Linked DNA regions of Homo sapiens: region 2 is linked to region 1. Evidence: read pairs that join two places in POLR2A ChIA-PET (ENCODE). Cell type or tissue: Panc1. All regions are shown on one strand. Each heading gives the region's core, and the rest is flanking DNA. Links, peaks and the distances in the headings are about the cores only.

Region 1 (5,386 bases), core at 182-5,181:
TGGTTTAGTTAGCCTATGTTTGAGGATTTTCAGGGTCAGAACAGAAAGTGATCAAGGGGTGAACAGAATCTGTGAGGATGCAGGTGAGCATAACTAAACACACCAACAGTGGGTATAGATATGGGGAAAAGTGACATCAAATGAGAAACTCACAACTGCAGGTTTTAATAAGTTCAAAGAGTAGGTTTGGGATAGTCAAGTGGGGAAAAAGTGGTTATGTAGTTTGTTCGAAGGATGGAATTCTAAAGTTTAAGATTTCACATGTGGAACAGTCCCAAGGAACAAAAGCTAGTATATGTCCTTGAAGACAAAAGTAACTGGACTGTAAGGCAAAGAGGAGCTGTCTGTATGGACTTTGAAGTTATTCTCTTAAGTTGTGTTCCACTTGATGTAGATCCTGAAACAAGGATTAGAGCACAAGTTTATTTGGCAGATAAATTCCACGGTTTTGGCTCATATGCTTTTATAATAGTGTGTCATTAAGTCACTAAGTGCTCGGCTCACCATTGCTGTACAGTCAACAGACATTAATTGATGTTAACAACTCAGTAGAGTTGCCCTTCTCAGAGCTATCAAGAACAAGATGGCTTTAGGAGCACCAGCTTCCCTGTTAAGGCTCATCCTCCTGGCCTTAACTCTGCTTGATCACTCTCCTGTGTTGGGACTCAGACCCAGGGAGAAGGTACCTCTCATTGAGGAACATCACAGAGGGAGCCCCTCACTTAACCACTTCTTCTGTGTCTCCCAAACCCTTTCTGAATTAAGAAAAGATTCCACAGCTTGCTCTTGGTTGCTTCTGTGTTTGTGGAGTTGATCTCTGCTTTGAGGAAAGAGCCTTATAGAACTGTATGTCTCTCTATTTTAGTGTCTATTTATTATTCTTTGTTTTCTTACCATTTTCAGTTTTAAGCCATTAATTCAAGACAATAGCTTTTAATATTCTACTAGTGTATAATGACAGTCCCCAAGTTACGAAGGTGTCATGTTCTTCAATGTACTATTTATAAATTGGGATTTCATATATAAATCCCAACATAATTGTTTTTGAAATACTGTGTTTTTAATTTACGAAAATGCTACCAGATATATCTGTCCAAAATTCACAAACTAAGCATCAAATCATTTCTTCATATTTTAACACCACATTATGTGTATGTGTGTATGCTTATTATGTAAATAGTTTATTTAATGAAAATGTAAAGTATAATACCACATACTTTGGTGAAATGCAGGCTCCAACTGCATTGATAGATGTCAATGGATTTACATTTATCACCTATTTCAAAGCCCTTTCCTCAACAGCAAAACTATTTATATACATATGTGTGTGTGTGTGTGTGTGTGTGTGTGTGTGTGTGTGTGTGTGGTGTTTATCACAGGAAGGCTTTATTAAATTTTCATTTCTGTTAAGGCCATGAAAGTAACAAACACACATTTACAATACAAAGCTTAATAAGCTAAAGAAAATAGGAGAAACCATTATTCCCCATTCTCACTATAAATAGCTGAAGAAAATTTCTGCATCTAAGTGACTCCTGTTATTTCTCAAAGTGATAACAATATGACTACTGTATAAATGTTTGTAGTTTGAATATGACATAGTGATACATAACTACACATATCTGTAGTTCAAGAGTTACATTCAAGTTATTAACATGTATATAATCTCTTGTTCTACATCAAGCAATTTGACTGTATAAGAATGATATATATTCTATTTTCTATATTTACTGTTATTTACAGAAACTGAGTAGTGGATACAGTTGCTTCCTGTGGGCTGCTTGGCAACCTAAATATTAATAATGTTTAGGGAGTGAAATAAAGGAGAGAATGCTTAAGCTGGAAAACTGAAATTCTGATCTAGTTAAAAGCTCACTACTTTCAAAATACAAATCAAATTCTTTTTTTTTTTTTTTTTTCTGACATGGAGCCTCATTCTGTTGCCCAGGCTAGAGTGCAGTGGCATGATCTCGGCTCACCGCAACCTTAGCCTCCCAGGTTCAAGCAATTCTCCTCCCTCAGCCTCCCAAGTAGCTGGGGTTACAGGCCCACGCCACCATGCCCGGCTAATGTTTGTATTTTTAGTAGAAATGGGGTTTTACCATGTTGGCCAGGCTGGTCTCAAACTCCTGGCCTTAAGTGATCTGCCCACCTCAGCCTCCCAAAGGGCTGGGATGACAGGCGTGAGCCACTACACCTGGTCACAAATCAAATTCTTAAAGTTTTATGATAAGCATTCTTAAATATCAAATAGTATATTCTTTACTATCAATGCTGTCCCCTAGACCTTACAGTACCTGTTTGTGGTCCTGCTTCAGAAATAAAGCTATGCCTTTAATTTATCTACCAGTCATAATAAATAATATGTGGCACACTCTTGGTTTAATCTTCAAGCTAAATGAAAATCCTTTAAATTAGCTGGTGAGAATATATGGAATTGCAAGCCCCATACAGGTGGGCATCCAGATTGCCTCTTTAGAAGATACAGAGCCCAGCTTTGTTCTGAAGCCATACTCAGCTAGCTTAGTGCTCACAGCTCTACTATACTCAACTGCAGAAGTCTGTCAGGAGCCTGATAGCTCCTGGAGGACCACTGCTGATCTGAACTGTCCTTTAGAAAAAAATATTATCTTTCTACCTCCTAGGTTCATCTTCTACCTTCTTAAGACTAAGAATTACTTTTCCTTATGCATTAATTAATGTTAATCATTAACAACCAAATTGTAACCATATAGCAGATGTACCTAAGATGCTACCAAAGGAAGTTAGACATTTAGTCATATGCAGGGAGGTGCCCTATTTCCTCTATTTTTAGAAGCTAAAACTGATAAGTGGAGAACAAAGGAGTACAGTAAATTTAAAGAGGATCTTAGACAAGGCAACCTTATTTCCATTCTTGAATTCACTGAAGGCCACACTTGGATTAATTCGGGATTCTCAACTTCAATACTATTGGCATTTTGGGCCAGATAATTCTTTGCTGTGGGAATTGTTCTGTGCATTGTAGGATGCTTAGCAGCATCCCTGGGCTCTGCCTTGATTCCAGTAGCTTCTCCAAGTTGTGACAATCAAAAATGTCTCCAGGTATTGCAAAGTGTCTTCTGGGGAGTAAAATACCCTTAGTTGAGAGTCACTGGATTAACTGTAAGGTGGAAGGGAGCTACTTTGTTCACAAAAGTAATAAAACTTACACAGAATTCCTGCTGGAAATAAACTCATGCAGTCGAAAACAGGTTGGCTTTTTTATTAGTTGCCCTAAACTTCCTCAAGCCACATTCTAGATCATTATTTGAATGTTGACAGTGAAGTCTATTTTTCCAGTGTTTTTTTTTTAAATAAAGCCGCTGAAATGTTATATGATATGGTGCCCCATAATTGTCAAGTATGGGAATACTATGAGCTCTGGTCCATTAGTTAATAATCTACATAATAGTTTCCAAACTAATTTTTGTGTAGGACCCATTCAATGTGTTTTAAAAATTCTAAATATAGTCTTGGTTTAAAACCCCAAAGTTTTCAAAATAAGAATGATTCTTACAATTAAAGATGGAAATCCATCAACCATAGACGTGATATAATTAAGTAATTCACTAAAAACAAAATACCAGGAGATAGGCACTGGGTTTCTCATTTCACTGGACAGTCCCTGAAAACTCAAATGCCGCAGGATCTATTGTCTCAGCCTGCAACTGTGTTTGCCGGTTAAGGTCACTTCAATGTGAACAGAAAGGGGAGGAATTCTGCTATGGACATTTAAGAAAGTATAATTCTGCCATGGGCATTTAAAACAGTATTTTTTTCACAGTCGTTTTCTACCCATCTTCCCTCAGCCCCCCGATATTCAAACATATGCTCAGTACTTTCAGGAAGGAAGGAAAGCTACCCAGGAGGTAGAAAATGAGCGTGATTCAAATGTTTTGTCAGCTGGAGTTCTAGCCAGCAACCAATTTTCACAAACTCTTGTACTTTATTCAAATTATCATAATATTATTCAAATAATCATAACACAGCATTGGGTCTTTGACCTATTAATTATCCTTTCATCCATTCCCTCCCTGCTGCCGAGTTAATTAGTCAGATGGCAGGGTCTCTGCTTTATGTACATTATCTCAACCACAGAAAGCCACAAAGTTGTGTCAAGAACTGCAGTGTTAGAGTCATCCTTTTCCGTTCTAATAATCATGTATGCAAATTATTTTAAAATCTTTTCCTTCTGGCTAATAGCGTTACTATTCAGAGGAAAACAGGCTTCCCTTCATCCCTTTTCCACTGTGTGTGTGTGAGAAGAAATGAGTGACAGCCAGCCACCCACCACCCCAGATTGCATCCTTGTCCTAGTTTTTTCCCTCCTTGAGGCAGAGAAAACTACTTCTTAGACATGTGGAATTCTCTTTATCCTGCCCTTTGTGCCCCAAAGCCATGATTGAGTATTCTTGATTGACACTGGCAGTGGGATATGGTGCTGTCCTCTGCTCCACCAACACCACTGGGCTCATCATTCAGAAATCTAATCCCAAGCAGTTCACAGAGTGGCTTCCTGAAATTCTTTTCTTATGTACCCATAGAGCTTACCCTATGACATCAGTCTCCGTAAGCAAACAATGAGCCACATATCTCATGTCAGAAATGCCACAAGGGTGCTAATTTTTTATATACTTCTGAACAAACTGAATGGGTTTTCTGTCAAACTTTGTGCATTTTTTTAAGAGTACAAGAGCCCTTTCAGATTGACGAGGAAAAAAATTTTTGTGAATGCAAGAATGAAGTTAGCACAGCTTTATTCTCCATGCTATCAGTGAAAGTTAAGTCAGGAAAACAGAAACTACTCTAGCTATTTCAAACAGTGAAAATGTAATATAGTGAATTGGTTGCACCATGATGGAAGAGCTAAGAAACCAATTAGGAAATGGAGGCAACCCAGAGATTAGCAACAGCAGGAAGCCACAAGTACCCACAGGGAGGACTCATTAGTCCTAGAACCAAGAAGCCAGTCCTTCCAGCTCAAGCTAGAATCATGGAGGTGGCTTCTCAGGGGAGGTGGAACCAAAAAGAAATGCAATCACTGCAGGAAACTACCCCATGAAGCCAAACTAGAAAGGCAGAAATACCTTGGCTGCTTCCTTCTTCCTGCAGTCTAATCTCTCAGTAGGCCCCCACGGATGGAATTTAGCTAGAAACCAGGTGCAAAAAAATCTGGAAAATCTTATTTGAAGAAGGATGAGAGATGAGTCTGGAAGTTGTATCCATCTTCTTTTGCAGTGATAGTTGAGTGAATACAGAGCATTTAATCAGCAACACTTAAATGACAAATCCATATACAGTGCACATAGAATATGCTCCAGTCATCTAGAATTCATGACCACTCACAAGAAGTTTACTGTAGTCT
Region 2 (5,386 bases), core at 124-5,123, 140 kb after region 1:
CAATGACCACTGAAACCCTTGTAGGAATGATACAATATCACCCGTTAGGGCTGATGGGGTAAGTACAGACCCTTTCCAGATAGCATAATGTTTTGCAATCTGTGTGTGGCAAATAATACTCAATTGTTATGGAGAGGCCTGGGATTATATAATTTAAACATGCTGTTTGTTTCCAAACACAGAATAACGTAATCAAGAAATTCTGCCATTGGAAAAAACTATGCGACAACCAATAATCAATAGAATATTAAGACTTTATTCCCACTTTTTTTATGGAAAAGCCAATGTCTTTGGCATATTTTGCCAATTCAGGATGTGTTACATACAATCTTCCTTACCATTCTGTAAGAATCAAAATTCATTGTTAAGAGCTAACATTTCTGTCTCCACACAAATAATTCCTGAATATATTGGGAGTAGTGTGGCTTGTACAAAAAAAAAATATATATATATATATACACACACACACACACACACATATATATATGAAATGATTGTTTTCCAGAATAACTATTGTTACCAGAAAAGGGATTCTTTATGAACGGCAAATCATGTTGACTGACTCAAATTCCTCAGGATAGTACCTCCTCCACATCTATCTTAAAATTTGTGAGGTGGGAGGTTTGCTTGAGCATGAGGATTTGAGACAACTCTGGGCAACATAGTGAGACCTCGTCTCTACTAAAAATTAAAAAAAAAAAAAAGATTAGTCAAGCATGATGGTGCACACCGATAGTCCCAGTACCTGGAAGGCTGAGGGGGAGGATCACTTCAGTCCAGGAGTTCAAGGTTGCAGTGAGCCATGATGATGCCACTGCACTCCAATCTGGGTGAGGCCTTGTCTTTAAAAAAAAAAAAAAAAGTTTACTATGTGGGACTTCACACAGTTAATCAATCACAGAGTTTAATCAGCTTTAGCAGGTGGAATAAGGAAGCATTCTAATACTAACATTTCCAGTGGAAGTGGAACAACATAATCTGGAATCTGTAGGGAAAAAGAGCTAAAGGCAAAAACAGAGGACATTTGATGATGTTCTTCCAGATTTACAGACAAGACTATAGTAGTAGAGATTGGACAAAAGATTCCAAACTTTTTTAGAAGGCCACAATTAAAAAGTTTAGTTTCTTTCTAGAAGAGAAGCTAAAGGAGACAGCACAAATTTTAGAGGCACCTTTAATGGTCATTGTGGAACTCCTCAAGAGCAAGGGCTTTGTAAGCCATTTCGGCATAGTTCTGCATTACAGATTACACTGTTCTTGAATATTAGGAATTAGTGCTTCCATGTTCCTTGCATTTGCACTTGACTATACCCAACCCCAACACTGAGGTGAAGAATCAGAAACAAGAAATGGTGGGTTTTGGTCATCTCAATGTACTAATCATAAACTCATGTCAAAATATACCCAGCAAATCAATCAGCCTGTCAACCAGTCTTGCCTGGTTTTCTCACTCTTGACACCAAAACATTGAATTACTTAGGTAGGTAAATGACTCAGGAATCACAAATAACAATCCTTGAATTGTTTCTCAACTTGAGATAGTATGAAGAAGACAGAGGACTTACTAAGAATGACTAAACTACATTCAGTAATGAGAATTTGATTCCATTTACTTTACACATGTGTACACAATAAACTACAATGTAAAAAAGAAAATGATTCTCCAGTTCCCTCACCATGGAACTGATAACCTTTAACTGGAGTGATAAAGGAACAGTCTGGTCCAGTCTGGATCCTCTTTAGAGCTTTGCATGTCCCTTGTCTTACATTTTCTCATATGTGCTGGGACAGTCGAGTCAATTCTTGAGAAAAACAAAGTCATGCTACAGATCTTTGGGACCCTGAGAGCTCTGTGCTTGGGATAAGGAGTAGAAAAAGAATTCTTACTTAGAATAAATATAGATGAAACAAAGAGGAAAAAAGGGAAGATGATGGGTCTGCATGGGACACCAGGAGTCCTCAGGTCTGCATCTCTCTGACCTTGAACTTTGTTCTCTCACTCAATTCATCTCTGCCCTAAGAGCAGTAGGAAGAGTCACAGGTGACAAGAAAGGCAGCTTATATTTTTGCAGTATCTTTCAAATTTTTTATCTTGCTCATGCCACACACAAGGGCAGTGTATTAATCAGGGTTCTGTAGAGGGACAGAACTAACTGGATCCCATGATGGGCTGTCTGCAAGTTGAGGAGCAGGGAAGCCAGTGGTGGATCAGTCTGAGTCCCAAAACCTTAAAAGTAGGGAAGCTGACAGTGCAGACTTCAGTCTGTGGCCAAAGGCCTGAGAGCCCCTGGCAAACCACTGGTGTAAGTCCAAGAGTCCAAAAGCTGAAGAACTTGGAGTCTGATGCTCAAGGGCAGGAAGCAACCAGCACAGCAGGATTTTGTCCTGCCTGCTTTCTTCTAGCCACTCTGGTAGCTGATTAGATGGTGCCCACCCAGACTGAGGGTGGGTCTGCCTCTCCCAGTCCGCTGACTCAAATGTTAATCTCCTTTGGCAACACCCTCACAGACACACCCAGGAACAATACTTTGCATACTTCAATCAAGTTGACATTCAATATTAACCATCACAGGCAGCATTATTTAAGCTGTAGCAATGGGAATATCCAAACCCCTTTGGGTTAAAAAAAAAAAAAAAAAAAAAAAGTACACCACAATACTTTCTAAGTAATACTATTAATAATAGACATCCCTCCATAAAAACTGGCTTCAGGTGTTCCCAGTAGGTCATTTCTCACCCAAAACTGTCACGGTTACGACACCATGGATTCAAAAGCCAATGGATTTAATATTCTAGAAAGATCCTCATGCTTGGAAATCCAAAGTTATTGGATTCCTTTCAATCTGTAAAGTTGAGTAGCTCTAGAAGGACCACATTTTTGTTTTATTTGCAGCCGGGGCCTATCACAGATTATTACATTTTCTCTTTCTTGGCTGGAATTAATACTAAGTACTTTACAAAGGAGACACTGGATGTTCCTGATCTTTCTTTGGCAGCTAATTATCGTAATGATGAGCGCCTATATAAAACCTAACCATGAGTTTGCCCTCTGTCAACTGCAAAACTAAGGAATCTAAATGCGGAACACGTCCAAGTTTTAGAAGGCAGTAACTGGTTCAGGCATCAGAGGATGCAGGAGTGATGACTGGGCATCTACAGCATTAACATGCACCATTTTGAGCAAGAGCCATTACTGAAAAGACTTACATCCCTAAAAGCACAGTGAGGAGCTTCCTTCCCTGTCTGCTGAAAAGGCTGACCCAAGGCCAGCCTGGGGCTGCTTAGGTGCCTTAGAAAGTCATTGTATGACTAAACAGTTCAAGGGCTCCTTGACTCAAACTCTCTTCATATTAGAGATTTGAAATTTTCAAGGAAAAATAGATAAGAAAAAACAAAATGTGTGGAATGACTATTTACCATGTGCCAGGCACTTGCTAAGCATTTTATGAACTTTATGCCAATTAAACTTAATACAAACCTAAAAAGTGGAATGACATGCAAAATATTATACTCTACAACAAATACAACACTGGCCCTGACCAATTAATTTAATGGACACTTTTTTTTTTTTTTTTTTTCAGATGGGGTTTTGCTCTGTCACCCAGGCTGGAGTGCAGTGGTGCAATCTTGGCTCACTGCAACCTCCGCCTCCCAGGTTCAAGTGATTCTCCTGCCTCAGCTTCCCAAGTAGCTGGGATCACAGGCATGTGCTACTGCACCCAGCTAATTTTTGTATTTCTAGAAGAGACGGGGTTTCACCATGTTGGTCAGGCTGGTCTTGAACTCCTGACCTCAGGTGATCCACCCATCTTGGCGTCCCAAAGTGCTGGGATTACAGGCGTGAACCACCATGCCCAGCCAATTTAATGGACACTTAACTTATCCATAACCCCTCCAGTTATTATGCCATACCAGTATATAACTGGCTGAAGATTAATCACATTTTGCAGGTGAGAAAACTGAGGCTTAGAGAGGCTGAGTAACCTGTCCAAGATATACTGCTAGAAAGTGGAAGAGTTGAGATTTGCACATCTGCCTGATTCCAAAGCTTGAGATCCCCTTCTTGTTACCATACATGTTTCCTCTTGTTAAGTGACCGGTTCCTTAATAAGAGGATTTTTGTCACCATTAAGATGCTGGATGAAAGGCTATCCATGAAGAAACCATGCTGAACACTCCCAACATCTACTGTGTGTGCATTGAGGTTTTTATCTTTTGTATATCTCCCTGGTAAGCATCTTCAAGCTCTTCCCATTGTCTACAGACTCTAAACTCCCTAGCTCTGGCCTCATAACTTAATAATCCACTCTAAACTCCACCAGTCCTGTGGATCTTATACTCCAGACACTCTAGGTGCCTAGTCATTCCCCAAATATACTTGAACTTTCCTTATTTCTTGTCTTTGCTCATGCTCTATCTAAGTCAGAACTGTTCTCTAGCCTTTAACCCCAGTTGAAATCCAGGACCTCTTTTAACAGCCAATTAAAACTTGCCCCCCTATATTAGACAGTTAACTTACCTGCCCCTATCAAAACCCCTGCAAGGGGCAGCCTGATAGGCCATGTGGTGCCTTCATTTTCACACTGACGCCCCTCAGCAACAGCTGACCCAAGGCTAGCCTGTCCATCAGCTAGTTAGCAACCAATTAGATTGCTAACTTTATGTCTAAAGGAGAAATAGAGGCCAAGTGGGGCTGAATACAAGACTCAAAAGGTCCTGTCAAACTAGGATGAGCAACATGTAGGGCTGAGTGAGAGTAGAGGAAACAGAGAGGGTACAAAGAGGGACCAGAGATTGCTTCTGCAGCAGTTTATCTGCCTCAGGCCCCCTTTCTCATGAGGCCTGGATGCATTTTGATTTTCTGCGATCTTCATATTCTTTCAACAATCCCTCCTTTACTTGAGTTAACATGAGTAGGTCCCTTCTGGAAAACAAAGAACCTTGCCTAGAGATCAGGTTTCTCTGCTCACTGTACAAGATTTAATACCCTCCTGCTTGGCAGTCCACTAAGGCCTTTTTTATTTATACTTCAATTTTGGCACTTTTATCTCACCTTCAATTAATGTTAATTATGCATATATGTCTGTCTCACCACTTTTCCTTCAGACCACGTCCATTCATCTTTTCCTTAGCAGTGAGTAGAACCTGGCACACACTAGAGTGTTAACAAATGTTTATTAAATTGGGTACTTCTTGGTGATGTCAATAACCATGCCACCAATGGGGCCTTGTAAAGTTATATTATTGATATGTCACAAAAGATTTTACCATCACTACCACCCACATACTTGGAGTGTCTACTCCAAAAAGGTGACAAAAGAAGGAAAGAGATGCAGTGATGTTTAGCCAACCACCCAACATTTGTGCTCTCCTTCTCCAGCATAGA

What was found. ChIA-PET counts read pairs that join two places held together with the same protein. Peaks named below come from ENCODE experiments on the same cell type or tissue, not always from the same donor. Only the 100,000 strongest peaks of a DNase experiment are listed, where the experiment ranks them.
Region 2: POLR2A ChIA-PET joins it to region 1 with 11 read pairs; 2 of 35 experiments call an interaction of 5 or more read pairs at or near these places.

Annotation. Positions count from the first base shown.
Region 1 is chr2:160,735,965-160,741,350 of GRCh38, reverse strand. No RefSeq gene overlaps it. Among named protein-coding and RNA genes, the nearest start is that of RBMS1, 240 kb to the right of the region's middle. In Panc1, for the core only: no CTCF peak of the experiment used is centred there; a DNase peak (open chromatin) is centred at 4,570.
Region 2 is chr2:160,597,690-160,603,075 of GRCh38, reverse strand. All of the region lies in intron 2 of LOC105373718 (a long non-coding RNA gene), which reads left to right. LOC124907902 (a long non-coding RNA gene) reads left to right here and starts at 3,845. Exons shown (of 2, transcript XR_007087275.1): 1 at 3,845-3,950. In Panc1, for the core only: no CTCF peak of the experiment used is centred there; no DNase peak of the experiment used is centred there.